2 separate regions of the Homo sapiens genome follow, and region 2 is linked to region 1. A link is a loop called in an ENCODE intact Hi-C map of the cell type or tissue named here. Cell type or tissue: PC-9. All regions are shown on one strand. Each heading gives the region's core, and the rest is flanking DNA. Links, peaks and the distances in the headings are about the cores only. Region 1 overlaps ATXN7 (ataxin 7). Region 2 overlaps ATXN7 (ataxin 7).

What was found. Peaks named below come from ENCODE experiments on the same cell type or tissue, not always from the same donor. Only the 100,000 strongest peaks of a DNase experiment are listed, where the experiment ranks them.
Region 2: it touches region 1 in a loop (7-fold over the local background); 62 of 110 quality-filtered maps call a loop at or near these places.

What each region holds. Positions count from the first base shown.
Region 1 is chr3:63,988,877-63,999,080 of GRCh38, forward strand. It overlaps ATXN7 (ataxin 7), which reads left to right. Exons shown (of 13, transcript NM_001377405.1): 10 at 1,300-1,498; 11 at 1,862-1,983; 12 at 6,629-7,607. Among named protein-coding and RNA genes, the nearest start is that of PSMD6-AS2, 10 kb to the right of the region's middle. In PC-9, for the core only: CTCF peaks have their summits at 4,911 (motif pointing left) and 5,113; a DNase peak (open chromatin) is centred at 4,945.
Region 2 is chr3:63,910,169-63,920,372 of GRCh38, forward strand. It overlaps ATXN7 (ataxin 7), which reads left to right. Exons shown (of 13, transcript NM_001377405.1): 3 at 2,420-2,755; 4 at 2,989-3,057. The coding sequence starts at 2,431. It also overlaps SCAANT1. Among named protein-coding and RNA genes, the nearest start is that of ATXN7, 51 kb to the left of the region's middle. RefSeq lists an enhancer at 1,484-1,563 and a silencer at 1,894-2,733. In PC-9, for the core only: no CTCF peak of the experiment used is centred there; DNase peaks (open chromatin) are centred at 1,843, 4,343, 7,973 and 8,363; H3K4me3 peaks cover 3,444 bases; H3K27ac peaks cover 4,283 bases.

The DNA of each region.
Region 1 (10,204 bases), core at 1,820-9,819:
GGAATATGTGTGTGTTTGTGCTTACATACTGAACCAAGTTGAAGTAAAGACTGTACCTAGTTTCCAGAGGGAAGGGAAAGAGAAAGGCATAGAGAAAGAGGGGCTTCAGTGTTGGCCGTTCATTTATTGGGAGCAAGAGCTTCTGCTGAGGAATGTGCCAGTCCTCGGCTGCTATTGCTTACCATTTCACCCTCACATGTCTGATCTTTAAAATGGTTGCATAAAGGTGGAAGCATCTCCCTCGTGGAAACCCAGGTGCCTGTTAGAGCCTGTCCCAACGTGAGCTTTGTGGTTTCTGTGCAGTATGCTGGAGGAGCCATCAGAGGAGGCTCCTCAGAGTGTGGTCAGGACCTGGCCAGAGATTTCCTCCCCAAGTCCTTTCTTTGGTCATCTTCTCATTGAAGTTTTTGCATCTAGAAAAATGTAAGCTTAATTCCAGAGACCATTGTAGGTGTAGGAAAAATACATTACTGCCCTTGAGTAAGAGGCTGTAGGCTATCCACATAAAGTGGTAATACCACCTTATTCTTGTATCACCTCCTGTCTCTCCTAGGTTATCTTAGAGCATTTTGCAAATTACAGTCAGCCCTCTGTATCCATGGGTTTCACATCCGTGGTTTACACCAATTGCAGATTGAAACTATTTGGGGAAAGAAAAATTGTGTCGTACTGAACATGTATAGGCTTTTTTTTTTTCTTGTCTCAGTATTCCCTAAACAATACATTACATAGCATTTACATTGTATTAGGTACTAAAATAATCTAGAGATTATTTAAAGTATACGGGAGGATGCGCATAGGTTATATGCAAATACTACACCATTTTATATCAGGCCACTTTGTACATTTGTGGATTTGCAGATTTTGCTATCCCCAGGAGGTCCTGGCCTCAATTCCCCATGGATACCGAGGGACAACTATGTTTCATTTATTGTGTAGGTAAACCAAATCCAGTTGAAATTTGAAGAGGAATCAAAGAATTCTGTTAAATTCCACATGTATTTCCCCTTCTTTGGGGGAGAATAGAAGAGGGATCTGAACCACCCAAATGGCAATAGAAAGGATTCGTTCTAAGTTACCTTGATTGTATCTGGCAAACAGCTGAACTTAACATCCTGCAGTTCAGGAGAGAGGTTCCTTTACTCCCAAGCCACCTGGATCAGCATCTGTTTTCCCCCAGTGCTAGAGGTGGAACCCAGGCCTCTGCTAGGTTGTTTTGGACACACTGTTGTATCTCAGTTAAGGTGGCTGATTCCCAGGTGTGTGATCTGATCCGTGCTGCACTTTCTACTCACCAAGGCCTCCAGGCTGCCCTGCTCAGCAAGGTGGGAGTGCCCCCATTGACCCTCCTCCAGTCCATGAATCTCCACACCCTCCCCTGCCTGCCACTGAGCCAGCTTCTCGGTTATCCAGTGAGGAGGGCGAAGGCGATGACAAAGAAGAGTCTGTTGAAAAACTGGACTGTCATTATTCAGGTCATCATCCTCAGCCAGCATCTGTAAGTTCCACGTCCACCCCCGCGTTGACCCTCCCCACACAGCATGGACAGGGCACTGCAGGGGGGCGCGCCAGGGATCTTGGCATGCCCGTATGTGTGGGACGCGGTCAAGGTGTGAGAGAAGTTCAAAACAGGGTGCCCCAGAGGCAGCACACACTCTGTACGGGGGACATCTCGTGCTTTTTTCCCTTTCTCTTCCATGACGCTCAGGGCTAGGCATTGTCACTCTCATGCTTCACAGCCTCCGGTACTCAGAGGCAGTTCTGTCTTTCCTGATTAGCTCCTTTCCTGAAGGATCTAGAACCCTGACTGGGCATGCCAGTGTGGGAGTCAGCAAGCACGCGGCTATGTTTTCTCTTGCAGTTTTGCACATTTGGGAGCCGGCAGATAGGAAGAGGCTATTACGTGTTTGACTCCAGGTGGAATCGACTTCGCTGCGCCCTCAACCTCATGGTGGAGAAGCATCTGAATGCACAGCTATGGAAGTGAGTGCCTGTTGTTCTTGGGAGAGGAGCTGACTTTACACAGTGCTGCATTGTCTTTTATTTCCTGTGAGACTGATGTTATGAAGATATGCTTATCTAAACAAAACTGGCCTTTGGCCCTGAGAAGAAGGTGCCTTGTCATTCATTCATTCATTTACCCCTTTACCCCACAACTACATATTGTTGTGGGTGCTGGCATTCAAAGCAGAAGGACTCCCACATGTATGGAGCTCACAGTCTAGTTGGGATTGGGTAAGGGGAGAAAAAAACTAGTCTACAGAAGAATAAGGAGATGATAGCTTGTCCTAAGTGACAGAATGGAAACAATAACAATCAGCAAGACTTAGTGAGAGCCAACTATACACCAAACAACTTAAATATACTTAACATTCACAATTCTCTGTCAGGTGACCATGATTATACCCTCCCCCCACCCCTGGTTTTTTTTTTGTTTTGTTTTTTTAATAGATGACAAAACTGAGATACAGTGTCATGCAGCAAGTTAGTGGTAGGGCCAGGAATTGAACCTAGAGGTAACATGTTTTCAAGTAAAGAGCTGAAAATACAGAGGCCAGAGGGATTCAGGGAAAGCCTCTCTGAAGAAAGAGGCAGTCCTTGAACTGAGAAGGATGGATGAGAAACAGCAGTCACTGGGACAGTAGGGAGGAGTGGGTTCTGGGCAGAAGGAAGCAGCTGTGTCAAGGTCTTGAGTCAGAAAAGACAGTTTGTTGAAGAAATAGCAAGAAATTGAGCACAGTACAAGGATGAGGTCCAAGAAACCAGCAGGGGCCAGGTGACACTGAAATTGTTTCAGTGTTGAAGGTTTTAGGTAGAGGAGCCATGTGCTCCAGTTTGCAATTTAAGACACCTTGTGTGATATTATGTACCTAATGCTTCCCAAACAGGATTTTAAGTGGAAGAAGAGTTCCATGGCCAAAAAGGTTTAACTCAGCCTTTCCTGTAAAAAAAAAAAAAGGTTCTGTTTTTTACTGCAGAACTTGTCAGAGCCTTAATGGGCACTGTGCTTTGTAACTCTTGAAGCAGGGAATGTCACGTCATGTATAATGTGGAACATGTCCCAAGCTCTTTTCACCTCGGAACCTTTTTTAGGGGAACATCTTGGAGAACTAGTATTCGGTGGGAGTGACTTTGGTGAATAGTAAGCTTTGCTAAAGTGACTGTCCAGTAATCCCCAGGCCATCCCAGATCCTCTGTTTGGGCATTATTTACTAGTGCCTCCTTAAATGGACTCTGCCAGTACATTCATTTGACTCCCTGCCTTGGTTTCCTAATAAAGTCAGACGCTAGTCGGAGGCCTTGGATTGTCTGCAACCCAAAGAACCATCTCCATGATCATTAGCAGGACTTACATCCGTTTCCTTAGAACACCAGATTCAGAGCACTGTTACTCTGCTTTTCTTTTTCATATTTCTTTCTGGTTCTTGCTGGATAAGAGGTTCTTCTTTATGAAGGAACATTGTCCCTGGCTAGACACAGAATCAGGGGACTGGGTTTGGGGGTTCTGCAGGGGTTTTTCCACACCAGAACTCCCTAAGATACATGAAATCTCAACTTCATATTTCTTCAGACTACCCATTGGGAGTTGGAAAGCACACTGAGCTCATGAAACTATGGGTTTAATGTACTCCTAAGAGTTTAGAATGGATTTCTGAATGTTTTATCCACATTATGTTGGTATGTGGCTCATGACCAACAGTTTGGGCAAAGATAGTTTCAGTTCCTAGTGGCTTGTATAGTGAGACTTTCCTCTTGATGTGAACTTTTTAAAAAGTAAGATCATAAGGTCGACTCTGCTGTCTACTCTGTTCTGTCTGAAGGCTGCCTACTTGCTTCCGGGGAGAAGGAAACCAACCCTTTCCATTAGCATGACCATTGGTTTTTAAAAAGTCTACAGCAACAAGGGACGTGTTGCTCAGTAATGAGCTGACACATAGGCTTGGGGCAGAGGGGAACTTGGTGCATGTTGCCTCCCAACATAGGAGTGCTGGCGGCCTTTTCAGGCAGCCCCTGAGATTTTCTCTGGGGAGCTCAGCACTTCTCATCCAGAGAACTATTCTCACCTGGCATCTTTGAAGCCCTCAAGGAAACTTTCAAAGTGATCCAGGTCCCACCCTACCGGCTCAGCCCAAAATCCTTCCTTACAGGGTTATTGTGGTAAAATTGAAGGTAAGTGAGGTGGGAATTGAGTATGAAATGAGTAAACTTCAGTTTGTGGAGTCTCAGGCCAGTGGTGAAATTAGACCAGCACTTTCTCTGCAGCATGGCCATAACCTGAAAGGCCACTGCCCACCTTCTATGATTTCTGTGAACTACTTGTCCTCTGTTGATTTGGGACCAGTATCCCATATTCCCTAAGAAGGGGCTGGGATGGTTTTCAAAGATTTTTGTTGGTGTATTTTTTTTTTTTTTTTTTTTTTACTTTTTGAAATGGTAATACAATCACTGGGCTTAAAAAAGGAAAACCAAGGCTGAGGCAGGAGAATGGGGTGAACCCGGGAGGCAGAGCTTGCAGTGAGCCGAGATCGCGCCACTGCACTCCAGCCTGGGGGTGACAGAGCGAGACTCCGTCTCAAAAAAAAAAAAAGAAAAACGAGTATAAAGAGGCATACATTGAAAACCGAGTCCTCCTGTCTCCTACATGCTTGTTTTCCACCTAGCCCCCACAGACATTTTTATTATTTTTTATGTATCTCTACATAGTTTATTTATGCAAACACAAGTCAGTATGAGTACATATTGTTACTTTGCCTCTTTATACACAAAAGAGTAATTAACTACTTAAAAGAGCTTTTCTAAGAGGAACTTGTGATTGCCTCCCGGAGAGATCCACATCCTTCCCTGCTCTAGAAGGCTTTTCCTTTCCTCGAGATTTGGTTCCAGGCAGCCTGGTCTTTAGGCCCTGGCTTCCTGAGCCACCTGGTGGTCATGAGAAGCCACTGCTCCCAGTGAGCAGTAGGGCCTGGACTTCATTTAGAGCAGGGCTTCTGAATGCTCCAGAATCACCCAGGGGCCTTGTTGCCATGCAGCTTCTGATGCATCATTCTAGGGTGGGGCCCAGGAACTCAGTTTTCCTAACCAACCTCTCAGGTAATTAATGACACTGCCTGCCACCCTCCTCTATGAGTAGTGCGGGGAGAGAGAGCCTAGCCTCTCAATCTTGGCTCCACATTAGAATCCCCTGGAAAGATTTAGAAATGACTGATGTCTGTCCCCACTCCCCGCAGAGACGCTGGTGTAATCGTTATGGATGTGGCTTAAGCTCCACAGGTGACTGTAATGTGCAACAGCTGGAGTTGAGAAGCACTAACATCAGGCCAGAGCTGTACCCTTGAATGGGGTTTTGGGTTTTTTTGTTTGTTTTGTTTTGTTTTTGAAACAGGGCCTCACTCAGTCACCGAGGCTGGAGTGCAGTAGTGTGATTTCAGCTCACTGTGACCTCCACCTCCCCGGTTCAAGCGATTCTCCTGCCTCAGCCTTCTAAGTAGCTGGGATTACAGGTGCACACCACCATGCCCGGCTAATTTTTGTATTTTTAGTAGAGATGGGGTTTCACCATGTTGGCCAGGCTGGTCTCAAACTCCTGACCTCAAGTGATCCACCAGCCTCAGCCTCCCAAAGTGCTGGGATTACAGTTGTGAGCCACTGCGCCTGGCCGAATGGGATTTTTAAAGCATTTGCAAATACTTGCAGTCATTAATTCATTTTATTAATAACAGTAGTCTTTAAAAGCATCTGGAAATCACCTGGGCAGCAGTCTAGGCCAGCTCTCTCACTGGGGTAGTGGCCAGGTCAGCCAGGGCTACCCCTTAAGTCAGGATCAAGGCAATCCTGGCACTTGCCTTCCAGTCAGGCCTTTTTGTCTTCTGCCACCTCGGTTTAAATTCTGCCAAAGAAGTTTTTGAAATTTTGTTACTGTCACATTTAAGATTCAGAGCTAAAATAAAAGGAGACCCTCCCTGGTTTGAATTTAGATGGTTTCCGCATCCCCTAATAAATACCTTGCCCACACATTCTTAACAGAATCCATTGTTACAACACCATGCTGAATATCCCTTGATACTGTGGGGCTTTATTCCCTTGTTCAGGCCAATAGTTATGACCTAGCAGTTGCTGTTAATTAGCTGCACCCTTCCTTTTCTCTCATTCATTCCTGACTTCTCTCGACATTTATTCAGTGCCTTCTGTGTTTCCTGCACTGTGCTGAACACTAGGACCACAACGGTAATTAAGCTGGGGATGACTCTCTCTGCAGAGGATTTGGTGATTAGCAATCCGACACTTAAAGGATGAGCAGAAGCTGGGGTATTGGGTCATGGCATTTTCTCAGAATATAAGGAAGTACAGTGGCTGGAAGCAGGGAACGGGGGCGTTGGGGGTGGGAGGTGGAGCTAGAGGCTGGGGCAATAGCAGCGGGGAGTTGCACACATACAGTTCTGTAAGAACTGTACCAGGAAGGCATTAAAGAATTTGAAGGAGAGAGGTGACAGGATTGGCTTTGTAGTTCAGAGTGATTGCTTTGATGTGGATGGTTTCTCTTTGTCACAAGCAAAGAGGGTGGTGCCATCTGAAAGTCTCTGTGAATGGCTGTGGTCAGTGTCATTCACTGTCCTCTAATTTTTTTCAGGAAAATCCCACCAGTGCCCAGTACCACCTCACCCATCTCCACACGTATTCCTCACCGGACAAACTCTGTGCCGACATCACAATGTGGAGTCAGCTATCTGGCAGCAGCCACCGTCTCTACATCCCCAGTCCTGCTCTCATCTACCTGCATCTCCCCAAATAGCAAATCGGTACCAGCTCATGGAACCACACTAAATGCACAGCCTGCTGCTTCAGGGGCGATGGATCCTGTGTGCAGTATGCAATCCAGACAAGTGTCCTCTTCATCCTCATCCCCTTCCACGCCCTCTGGCCTTTCCTCGGTTCCTTCCTCCCCCATGTCCAGGAAACCTCAGAAATTGAAATCCAGCAAATCTTTGAGGCCCAAGGAGTCTTCTGGTAACAGCACTAACTGTCAAAATGCCAGTAGCAGTACCAGTGGCGGCTCAGGAAAGAAACGCAAAAACAGTTCCCCACTGTTGGTTCACTCTTCCTCCTCCTCTTCCTCCTCCTCCTCTTCTTCTCATTCCATGGAGTCTTTTAGGAAAAACTGTGTGGCTCACTCTGGGCCTCCCTACCCCTCAACGGTAACATCTTCCCATAGCATCGGCCTCAACTGTGTGACGAATAAAGCAAATGCGGTGAACGTCCGGCATGACCAGTCAGGGAGGGGCCCCCCCACCGGGAGCCCTGCTGAATCCATCAAGAGGATGAGTGTGATGGTGAACAGCAGTGATTCTACTCTTTCTCTTGGGCCATTCATTCACCAGTCCAATGAACTGCCTGTCAACTCCCACGGCAGTTTTTCCCACTCACACACTCCTCTAGACAAACTCATAGGAAAGAAAAGAAAGTGCTCACCCAGCTCGAGCAGCATCAACAACAGCAGCAGCAAACCCACAAAGGTTGCCAAAGTGCCAGCCGTGAACAATGTCCACATGAAACACACAGGCACCATCCCAGGGGCACAAGGACTGATGAACAGTTCCCTCCTTCATCAGGTAGGAAATGGACTGTGAGCCCCATGGGAATGCCCATTTCTTCTCCCTTAAGATCTTTTGTCAGCTCAGAAATGTGTTTGGTTGGGTTGGTTGGTTGGTTTGTAAACAGATATTCAGCTTCATGGTGTCTTCTTAAAAAAAAAAAAAAAAAAAAAAAAGGTTCACGGCCGTATGAAGGTAAAACAGGCTCTTCTGCCAGAATTTCTGGTGCCTTTGGAAGATGTTCTTCAGTAAAGAAACTACAGTAATGCATTTTTAGTAGAGCTGCAGAAAGCATCGGTTGTGACAGCAAAATCATAATTGGAGGGTAGCCCCTTTATGAAATAGCCAGTAATGTGTTATCCCAGTGCTGTGAAGTGTGTGCCATTCGAGGCTTTAAGGAAGGAAGCAGGCATTGTTTCCTGGATAGTGGTTCTTTAGTATGTTCCGCTGAGGAAAGCTGCGCTAAAATCAAACTGATCTAGAAAGGGGTGATTTAAGATTTAAAATGAGGCTGGGTGCAGCGGCTCACGCCTATAATCCCAGCACTTTGGGAAGCTGAAGCAGGTAGATCACTTGAGGTCAGGAGTTCAAGACCAGCCTGGCCAACATGGTAAAACCCCCGTCTCTACTAAAAATACGAAAATTAGCTGGGTGTGGTGGTGCACGCCTGTAATCCCAGCTACTCAGGAGGTGGAGGCAGGAGAACTGCTTGAACACGGGAGGCGGAAGTTGCAGTGAGCCAAGATCGCGCCACTGCACTCCATCCGGCCTATGAGACTATGTCTCAAAAAAAAAAGAGCATTTATTATTTTTCCCTCTCAAAAGAATTTCAGATATTCTGGTTAAATCTCACCCCATATTTTCTCTTCCCGTTTTTGAGGGAGGCAGGAAAACAGGATTCAGTATGGGCATAGCAGAAGACTGAAATCTCATTCCAAGCTCATAGTTAAAAAGAAGTCTGCATATGAACCCATCAGTAGAGAAGTGGCTAAGTGGTTGTGGGATTCATAATTAACCATGACTTTCTCTCTTAGGCTGTATTTTTGTCTCGTCCCAGCTCTTCTGCCTGTTACTGACCTCACCTGTAGCTGTTTCTTCCAGCTTCCTTTGCTCTAACTTCCAGCTCATCTCTCATCTTGTTATTTTATTCATCAGGATATCTCCTCACCTTGCTTACGAACAGGAATTTCAGCAACATCACCCCAGAGCCCTGACTTAAAATGTGAGGCTCTTTTTCATGATTTTTTTTCCCCTTCCTCGTCTTCAGAACTTAACTCAAATGCCAGCCGGGTTAGGACTTTTTCAGAAAATACCAAGAAGTTTCTTAGTATTTTCGTAGTGTGATATAATTTTCCTCTAATATTTGGGTGAATTAACACCCATTGCCAAAGGTATGGGGAAAATATTTGTGAATTTAACTAGCTGCATGCATTATGGGTTATTATATGTTGTTTGGCATTCTGATCATGGGATTCCTGGACAAATGAGAAGTGTGCTTTTCCTTCTTGGTTTGTAGTTACTCATTACAGTTTATAAGCATAACAGTCCAATATAAACACAGAAGACATGGTGTGCCGATTCTTCAACGCACCGTCTTTGAGAGAGACATGATCCCCACGGAAGGGGCATTCCATTGTGCTGTAATGTCCATCTCACATCTGTATTAGTGAGCACACTGTCTTCATTTAGACAGGAGTGTAGATCTTAATGCCCACAAGTAACAAAAAGGACAGAAGGGGGGGGGGCCAGGTGGGGCACAGCAGAGATTGACAGTGCCTACTAGAAATTGGGGGGACATGGAGCAGCTGCTTCCAGACATTTGTTACCAGTTTTAAAGAGAGGCTGCAGATCTGGACTTGCATGTGAAATTTAGTTGAGATATATGTGTGTGTGTATATATATATGTATACACACACGTATACACACACACTTTTTTTTCTCTTCTTAAATCTGGTATAGCCTATGTATCTGTGGGCCATCTTTGGCTCATGACCTGCCATTTTGCCACCTTTGATTTTTACCATGTAGTGGCACTATGTCTTACTAGAACAACACAGACAGCCTAACTTTGGGCTTTTTCCTTAAAATCAGTTAAAATCAGTTTCCACTTAAGTTTGTGTTTGAGAGAGATTTTCTCTGTGCAGAGGAATACTTTTTATTATGCTACACAAATCCTGGGGCAAGAGCAGGGGTGCTTGCTTAGAGATCAAAGGATCATTGAACCCCAAGAAGTATTGCACATTTTTATGTCTTTGTTCATTTATCGTATAGCTTTCATAAGAATCTCAAAGGGACTCGTGACCCCAAAATGCTTTAAAGAATGCTGCTGTTACAAAAGTAGGGACCTCTACTTGCTGTTCCTTGTGGAGCTGCCATTAAAACAAAAATAACTGGGCTAGTTGAAGTTTTCTAAACAAGGGGATGAAGAGTGGGACATGCTGGGAAGCCTAGGAGATGATGGGGTTGGGTAGGCACCCCCAAGAGTCTGTTCATGGCCTGTGCCACCAAAGATGTAAAAGCCCACTGTGAATGCCAGAGTTTCCTCCTCCCCAGCATGGGCACTGCCTTGAGTGCGAACTGTCACACCTGTGTGTGCTAGCCCTTGACCTTGTTCC
Region 2 (10,204 bases), core at 648-8,647, 80 kb before region 1:
AGAAGTCATATTAGTGAATCTTGAAGTAGTTTCACATCCAAAAGAGGAAAGTCAAGCAATGTCTTGAGGAAGTAGGACCATACTTCATGTTTGCCATTCTCCTTATTTTTGTTCTCACTCTGTAGTTTCAGGGATCTGAAGAGCTGTACTCAACAAGCAAGCTCCCTTTGTTATCTATATGGCTTGGTGGCCGCAAGCTTTTCTTTTCAATGGTAGCTTCAAATGCCGTTAAAATCCAAATTTTCGTTTTTCTTAAGTGTAGAATTTCACAATTCCAAGTAATAAATTGTGTACTTTAGGAAAACAGAGGTTGGGTGTTTTCATGTAATTATTCAGATTTTGCAGTGATTTGGAATGAATGAAAAATTGAAAATCTGCATAGGGGTCATCTAAGCTATGTTAAAAGTTAGAAGGGAACTCTATTCCTGTCAAGGGAATTATATGTTTTACTCCTGTGCATTTTTCTCATTGATAGTCTTATGGAGGAAGTTAAAGCTGTAGAAATGATTTTTAAAATTAAATCTTTCCAATCATTTCTACTATTTTGGTTATTTTGATAAGGACAGGAAGTAACCATGGTTTCACTTTTTGGACTTGTTTGCACGCAATCCAGGAAAAAATTTTACAGACTTATTTCTAAATCTTTCTAAAATAAAAATGTGTGTGTGTGTGTGTATGTGTAAGTATGTGTGTGTGTGTGCGCTTTTAAATTTTGAACCCCAAACCCTCTCTAGCAATCCCACCTTATGTTTGGGTTGCAGTGACATTTCTTTATTAATTTTTATGCTTATGTAAACTTCCTGTGTTTCTGCAAGTTGGACCAACAAAGAAGTTGGCTACCTCTGTCACATCAGATGTTTGAGGTACAAAAAAAAAAAGAATTCCACTTCCTCCCCATCTAGTCAGAGAAAGCACTTGTGAGCAAGCATCTCTGACACACATTACAGGAGTTGATACTACTGCAGTGTGAAACATGCGTGAAACATGCTGATAAGAATCACTGTTTTTGTCTCAGGCTTCAAATTTTCACATCAATTTGAGAAAATAGTAATATCAACAATTATTGAAAGTGGTGTGGTCTGCTACTGTTTCAAGTATTTTTAATGCTTTAGGTCATTAAGTAGCCTTTTATTTTGCCATCTGTAGCCTATCGCTAAGCAAATGTTGTGTATGTTGGGGAGGGGTGCTAAGTTTTGCGGGCCAATGCTTAATTTAGTGAACAAAATTTGACCGAAAACAGTATTTTCTAAACATGTTTTGTAGGAATTCCTTATATTCTCCTAATCCCTAGGGTCTCGTCCTGCCCAAGAAAAGACAACCATAAAGAGGGAAGGACTAACAACTCAAGTTAAAAATGAATCAGATTTTTACTTTTGGGGTGAATGAATCACTTCCAGAAACTTGGGGTGGTGCCTCTAAAATATGTACACGGGTTAAAGCTTCTCTCGGTTTGTTTCACTCTCCTCCATTCCCTCGCACACTGATCTCATGTTCTCTCTTTGCTGGACGAATTCAAGTTCCCCAGGCGCACAGTGTGACTTCCAATTGCGGGTCGGGGGCACACATGTGGGCGGCGTGGCGTGCACACGGTACTTCGTCCTGACACCTGGGCAGACACCTGGGAGGCACTTCCCCGCTAGCCCAAGGTTCCCTGCACGCCCGGAGTCCGCTCTGCGGCGGCTTCCCATTCATGCTTTTGACAACTCTGCGGCCGCCCGCAAGCCGAGGGCAAAGTGCCCCCTGCACCAGCCTCTCCCGCGCTGCCCTGGGGCCGGCCGGCCGGCTCCTCCATAGGTGGCTGCATTTCCGACTTCGCCCTGGCTCCAGTCCGGGGGCTTGACGTGCAAACTTCGCCGGAGCGAGCTGAGAGGGAGGGACCGGCAAGTGGGAGGAGGCGGCGGGAGGCGTCTCCGCTTAAGGGAGCCGGCCGGGTGCCGCCGCTCGGACGGACGCGCGGACGGAAGGAAGGAGCGGGGCAGCCGGGCCGGGCCCGGGGATGCAAGCGGCCGAAGGGTGGGCAGCTGGAGGTCCTGGGGTGCGGCTCGGGCTTCCCCGCGCGGGCTGCCATGGTGGGGCGCGGGGTTGGAGCCGGGCCGCTCCGGCGCTGGCCTCCGCGCCAGGTCCTCTGAGCAGAAGCAGGCAGGGGACCCAGCGCCGCGGTGGCGGGCCGCCTGCTGCCCGTCCCCTCCCTCGGGCGGCCGCGGGAGTCGAAAGCGAAAGCTAGCCCGCGCCGCGGACTTTGAGCCCGGGGCGGGGGGTGGCCTTGAGGAGGCGGGCTCGGGGGGCTGGGCGGCCATGGGGGCGCTGTCAGCGTGCCCCACCCGGTCCGCGGGCCGCGCACGCCGCCGGAACTCCCTGGCGCCTCCTTAAAAAACGGCCCCCGCGCGACTCTTTCCCCCTTTTTTTTGTTACATTGTAGGAGCGGAAAGAATGTCGGAGCGGGCCGCGGATGACGTCAGGGGGGAGCCGCGCCGCGCGGCGGCGGCGGCGGGCGGAGCAGCGGCCGCGGCCGCCCGGCAGCAGCAGCAGCAGCAGCAGCAGCAGCAGCCGCCGCCTCCGCAGCCCCAGCGGCAGCAGCACCCGCCACCGCCGCCACGGCGCACACGGCCGGAGGACGGCGGGCCCGGCGCCGCCTCCACCTCGGCCGCCGCAATGGCGACGGTCGGGGAGCGCAGGCCTCTGCCCAGTCCTGAAGTGATGCTGGGACAGTCGTGGAATCTGTGGGTTGAGGCTTCCAAACTTCCTGGGAAGGACGGTGAGTGTCCACGCCCTCCTCCCCCCTTCACCCCCTCGCGACCCCCTCCTCTCTCCTCCCCTCCCCCCTGCCCCCCTCCTGTGACCCGCCCCCTCGAGGGGCAGAGATGCTATCGTTTGCTGGGTTGCGGAACGCGGAGGTGCCCACACCTACCCCGTGCGTGCGTGAGTGTGCGTCACACTCCTGGCCACTGACCTGCCTCTCCCCTCCTCCTGTGTGTGTATATCTCCTAGGGACAGAATTGGACGAAAGTTTCAAGGAGTTTGGGAAAAACCGCGAAGTCATGGGGCTCTGTCGGGAAGGTGAGTCCAGCCCCCCTGATGGAGTTTGTACAAACCCCTGGGAAGTTTCATTGACAGTTCACTGGGACCGGGAACATCAGCCCACCATACCGACTCCCCGACTCCCCGTGCCTGCGAAGATGCTGCCTGAGGAGGGAGGGAGGGGGCAGAGCGCTTGGAAAGTTTGGTTTGGGGGCCTCCTGTAATGAGAGCGTCCGGAATCCTTCTGTGACCAGGCAGGAGCAGCATTATTGGTGATGAGCGCTGGGAACCGGCGGGAAGTTTAACCTAGATCTCTGCATTTCTGACCTCCTTACGGAGAAACAGGAGTAGAGGAAGGAATTCTCAGCTTTGAAACCTTTCCACGAATGCTTAGGGGACATTTTCTGTTGGCAATCGAAACGAATTTTGAACTTAAAGAAGATGCTTTACCTATGCAGTCTTATTTCTGTAGGATTTAAGGTACAAGTTGGGGATGTTAGAAAAAGGTCATCATAACCCGGAGTGCATTTTGGTCAGATTTTTTGCGAGCTGCCAATATCACGGGGGAAAGAAAGCCAGAATTTTATTTGGTCAAATAAGCCTTTACTGCCCGTGGCTGGTGAAATCAGGGTCTAATTATTTGTTAGTTTTAAACTGTTTGGTAAAAAGATACACTAGGGAAATAGGGTATGCCTCCAAATGAAAGTCAGGCCAGGTATCTGGAAAGTGTCAGACTTTTTCTTGAGATTTTCTTTTTCTTTGAATAGTAAGCTTTTGTTGTCTAATACCTGCACTAGGCCTGGGCATACCGTGGTCAGAAAGGACTTCTGAAGTCCAGTGAACTTCGGGTTCAGTTTCAAGTTATTCTTTCAGTGAGTTAGGACAAGGCTTTGAGTGAGGTTTGGCCCCGGAATACTGAGTTTATAGTCCCCGAATGCAATTTTATTTCTCACTCGTAGCCATTTATTTTGCAGAATTGTTGTCTATGGCCCAAGGATAGGTAGAACTTTGGCAACTGGAACATTTTTAAGTCCAAAGTTTGCCCATTGTTACTGTCTTCACATTTCCTTCTCGCTTTTCACACCTGCTTTTTCTTCACTTAACTCTGTTTCGGTTTTTTTGAATTGGGCGCTTTTTGGCCTCTTGGCACTCGGAGGAAGAGTAATACCAGTGACAGCCCGATGAGAGCTTCCAATTGGAACAGATTATAGAACAAATTAGTTGATTTTTAAAATGAGAATTGCTATTTGAGGGTAAAGGAAAGCAAGGGAAAGCACAGGACTTGTTGATGATGTTGCAATATGAAAAATCAGTTGCTAGTCCGGTTTTAGTGCTGAATTGGCAGCCTGCCTGGGCTTAAAAAATTAAAATCACTAGGTGGCAACTCTCACAGTAAGCAGTTAGAGTAGAACTTTAGAGGACCTGACCTACTCTTGTTCTTAGTTTTCATTCTCTGGGTGTGGATACATATCCTATAAAACGTTTCTAAATCTGTGTGAAAACAAGATTGTAATTATCAATAATTCTGCTGTAAAGGATGAGTTAAGTGTATTAATGTTTCAGTGGGTACCTTGAGCTGGACAGGGACCCAACCAAATTAAGGGGACTGTACCTCATTTTTGCTAGATATATTATTTTCTGTTGGGATACTTTTATCAGCATGTTTTTCATGAAGAACTAAGACGTTAAACTACCTACTTGAGGCACAAAAGGGACATGGATCTTGTTAGTGTTTTGTTTTGTTTTTTGAGACGGAGTCTCACTCTGTGGCCATGCTGGAGTGCAGTGGTGCGATCTTGGCTCAGTGCAACCTCCACCTCCTCAGTGCAACCTCCACCTCCCAGGTTCAAGCGATTCTCCTGCCTCAGCCTCCCGAGTAGCTGGGACTGCAGGCGGCGGGCCACCACACCCAGCTAATTTTTTGTGTTTTAGTAGAGAGGAGGTTTCACCACGTTGGCCACGATGGTCTCAATCTCCTAACCTCGTGACCCACCTGCCTCGGCCTCCCAAAGTGCTGGGATTACAGGTGTGAGCCACCGCCTGGCCCTTGTTAGTGTTTTTTAAGGGTTCCCCTCCTCCCCCTTTTAAAGTTGTTCTAACCATTTAGAGGATGCTGTAGCTACCAGGCCACTTGGAACGTACACCTGTCTGAGTTGAGACCGAAGTTTTAAATTCAGTCAGTTCTTCATTTGTTTGTGACTTTGCGGATTATGTGGGGATATTTTAAAATCCAAGTTTGAGGATGTTCAGCACTCACTCAGTGGACCTTTATGTTCTCCTAACAGACCATTGTAGGCTGCTTCAGAAATGAAAATACATTTAATATTATCAAAACTTATTAGACTATTATTCATTCATTGTCTGCTTAAAATTATCAGCTACCAAGAAAAGATGTTTTGAAGTTGAATCCATACTGATTCCTCTTGTTAAATTGAAGAAATATGTAGATAAATTGATCATGTGAGTGAATCACTGGAAGTCAGAAATGACCCTTTATTTATTTTTTTTTTTTTTTGAGACGGTGTCTGACTGTTACCCAGGCTGGAGTGCAGTGGCAAGTTCTCGGCTCACTGCAACCTCTGCTTCCTGGGTTCAAGCGATTCTCTGGACTCATCCTCCCTTGTAGCTGGGATTACAGGCACGCACCACCACACCTGGCTAATTTTTGTATTTTTTATAGAGATGGAGTTTCATTCACCATGTTAGTCAGTCTGGTCTGAAGCTCCTGACCTCAGGTGATCCACCCGCCTCAGCCTCCACGAAGTGCTGGGATTACAGGCATGAACCACCACCCCCGCCAGAAACTCCTCATCTTGAAATATCTCTAGGAATATGCACTTGACTTGAATTCTCCAATGTGCAATTTTGGACCTAGGGGTTAGAAAGCCTGGATGTGAGAGAAAGCTGCTTAACCTTGCATTAGTTATTTCATCTTTCTGAATATACTTTCCCTCTTTGGAAGATAATACTACCTACTTCCCAAGGTTATTGTAGGAGCTGAAATTAAATTAGATAATATGTGAATGACTCAGTACACACTAATTCCTTTTAACTCTTTCAACTGTTGATAACCTGACTTCTTAATTCTATATTTCTAGGTACAGGGTTTTAAAATCTGTGACCTTTGAAAAGGCTTCAGGGGATTGTAGTTCCCCTGAAATTGTATGCAAAATAATATGTCAGTTTTCTAGGGTAGGTGTTCACAGCTTCCCTTGGATTCTCAAAAGGATCATTTACACGTCCCCACCCCTAAAATTCAAAACTGCTAAGCTAACCTCTCTGCCTGTTTTTTCTTTTCACTTTTTCCTCTTGTAACACATTACTTTGACCAACTCCTATCAGGCAAGACTACCCAAGGGTTAATGCTGTGGCAGAAGGTTGGAACTCTTGATTTAGATGGAGGGAAATTATTTGTGGTTTAGGTAGTAAACCTACCCAAGGCAAGAATACCCAAGGGTTAATGTTGTGGCAGAAGGTTAGAACTCTTGATTTAGATGGAGGGAAATTATTTGTGGTTTAGGTAGTATATCATTCCCTCTTCTGCCATTTGGCACAAGTAGGCAAATGTTAAGACAAAATTTGGTTATTTTTCAGAGGTCAACCTAGTTTTGTTTGCATTCTTGTATTTGTATTGCCTTATTCTTGTTCTGTAATTTGCAATATTAGTTGTTAGCATGATTAATTTTGGTGGGAAGAAATTGGTAATACATTTTGACTTTTTGTTGTTGTTGTTGTTATTGTTGTTGAGATGGAGTCTCGCTGTGTCGCCCAGGCTGGAGTGCAATGGTACAGGCACGATCTGTGCTCACTGCAACTTCCGCTTCCTGGGTTCAAGCGATTCTCCTACCTCAGCCTCCCAAGTAGCTGGGATTACAGGCACCTGCCACCACGCCTGGCTACTTTTTGTATTTTTAGTAGAGACGGGGTTTCACCATGTTGGCCAGCCTGGTCTCGAACTCCTGACCAGAAGTGATCCACCCACCTCGGCCTCCCAAAGTGTTGGGATGACAGGTATGAGCCACTGCACCTGGTTGACGTTTTTGAAATGATTAAACGTCAACCCTGGTTGATGTTTTTGAAATGATTAAACGTTTTTGAAATGATTAAGACAAATTACTGCTTTTTCCCCCAAGGTGATTTGTGAAATTCCGGACTTCCACAGATTTTGGATTTGTGAAAGTTAACAAAATTATGTTTAGATTGAATTAATTGGTACTAATAACTGATTAGGGTTTCTATATTAGTGCCTGAATATTTAGAGACCCTTAAAAAATAAAAACTTTAAATGCCTTAGTTGCACAGCAGATTTTAAAACCTATATTGTGTCATTGTAGGAGTCAACAATGGTATTGGGAAAAATGACATCTTCTTTGGGAAGCTGTCCATAACTTCTCTAAGTCTAACCGTTGTGTGGTATCAAAGTACTCTGTACTTTTTCTTTCTGCATTCTACGTGTCAGCATTTGAAACTCTGCATTATGTGATGGCTCCTTGTTAAGAGAGTAAGTTCCCTGAGGGCAGGAGTGTTGTTGATGAAGGCATATTCAGCTCCTGCACACCATTGTGCTCAGTAAATATTTGCCCCAAAAGTGGATGAGTAGAGCTACTAGGAAGATTGAATTGAGTCACTCTAGTGTGTGATTCAAATGACCAATTTTTCATTGTATTGTGACTCCAAAAGAAGACAGTATTCTGTGTGTTTGTGTGTTTAGGGGGTGTTGCTGTATGGCCCCAGGGGAGGCCAGAAGGTTTCAGCACTTTTCGTTGCTCTGTCCTTAATATAGTGCTCCATTTACACTTTCCAGAAAGGGTACAGACAGGACATCACCTCTCTTATCTTTGATATTTAGGCAAAGAAGTAGAATAGCAACCCAGTGTGATGTCCACACTTGATGACAGGTTATTTCCTTCTCATAATTAACCTGAACGTGATTGAGCCTGGGGCAAGATGGAAAAGTGTGTGGTTAGCACCTGTAGGCAACTAGAGTTCAAAACAAACAAACAAACAAACAAACAAAACAGGCTTGCTAGGAGTTGGATAGCCTCAGTAAACACAGACTGAGTCAACAGAGTACCACCTTTTTTCTTTCCTAGGGGAAAAAAATGGTTCATGGTTAATTAATGGAAAACAGGTGTTTGTGAAGTATTTTACTGTTAAAGGTACTACATTGTGGGTATAATATCCTCTCCCTTAAATAGCATTTCTGTTTTTCTCTAGGGTTTCTTTTGTCTTCTTTTCTCCTCAACTGTTTCTTATGAACAATTTGAAACATACAAAGTAGAGAAAATATTTTAATGATCCTCCTTGTATCCATCACACAGTTTCAGCAAATAATGAGTCATGGCCCAGTCTTGCTTCACAAACTCTGCCCTACTCCCCACAGTGAATTATTTTGAAGCATATCATTTCTTTTGGTTTTTATTTTCTGCTCACATGGACTTCAACTTATTTCCTGCAAAATGGAGGCTTTTTGTGTTCTGCACCTTTCTTTTGAGGCAAGTCAGGCTACCATCCCTGATCCTCTCTGTGGGTGTGTAAAGGTTCTGCAGATGGCAGTACTTGCAGTCTGCTTATATCTTATGTGCAGATATAAACCAAGCCTCAGACAGGAATCGGTAAAATCCAAGTTCCCTGCCTCAGCATCACCTCGTGCTTGTTGAACATTAATGCACATGTAAGGAGCAGTCAGGTGATTTGGTTACAGATCGCCCACACTTAAGAAACACCTCCATAGATGAGAATCAGCGTGGCCGTGACAGTGGGCATTGTCCTTGCTGACAGCTCCTGTGCGTGTCTCCTTCCTTGTAAGCTCTTCACTAACGCGTAGGTGCAGGAACCCCCAGAGACCCAGAAAGACCCTCCTGTAGCAGGGACTTTTCCCCAGTTGCAGCGTGTGGGCCAAATCTTGCCTGCATGGTTTTTGCATTGCATTGGTTGGAATAAAAACTCAAAAGATTTCATGACATGTGAAAATTATATGAGACTTCAGTGTCAGTGTCCATAACTAAATTTTATTGAAACGTAGTGACGGGCATTCATTTACTTGTCTGTGGCTGCTTGCTGCATACAGTGAACAGCAGAGTTGACTACACACAACAGAGACCATATGACCCACCAATCCCAAAACACTTACTATTGGTTCTTTACAGGAAAAGTTTGCTGACCACTGTTCTGATGAATTCCTTGGTTGATAAAAGGAAACCCAATCTGCAGAATCGCAGAATACAGTCTTATTATTCTTGAACTGTCTATTTTGAAGGGGAGAATCTTCAAAATAATAAAATCCGTTAGTCTTAAACCAAGAGTTCATTCAATATTAAAGAAACATGTTGAGTTAGAAGGAAATAATGGAGAGTAGAAATGGTTTCACATAAGAAGGTTGCTGTCTTTGTCCACTTTTATCATTCACTATCTTTTTTTTTAATTATTATACTTTAAGTTTTAGGGTACATGTGCACAATGTGCAGGTTTGTTACATATGTATACATGCGCCATGTTGGTGTGCTGCACCCATTAACTCGTCATTTAGCATTAGGTATATCTCCTAATGCTATCCCTCCCCCCTCCCCCCACCCCACAACAGTCCCAGGTGTGTGACTTTTTTATGGCATACACCTGGTTGGGAGCAGTTCACATACAGAGCACGAATAGCGCTGTTATTGCCCCAGCTTCCAAGAGCCATGGACCATGAGAATGGTGCTTGTGTTCTGTTAAGCCCCTCATGGTATGTAAATATGCAAGAGAAAGAGTCCAGAACTTTCATGGAATTTCCATTCAAATTCTCCAGAATCGCTGCCCCTGAGCTGGTTTAGAGAAGCTGAAGCCTTGTTACAGGTCTTAGGAGTTATAGGAAGAATTCACGGGGAAACAAATCTGCATTTTGATTGGAGAAGAAGGCAGACGTTGTTCTTTAGGCCCCATATCTTTATAATTTTGTGCTTACTGGAAAGTAACACCTGGCACAATCCATGCTGAATTTCTGAACCCTCATGTTTCGCAATTCATGGAGACCATGCACATGTTTCCATGTGCACAGTAGGATGGGGTTCCCAAGCTGTGTCCAATTTACAGTTTTGATTGGTTCTTGTAAACTCTAATCTCAGGAGGGAAGTATGAGGTATTTATAAATCACAGTCCTGTGATCTAGGTATCACCATTATCTCCATTTTACAGATGAGGAAACTAC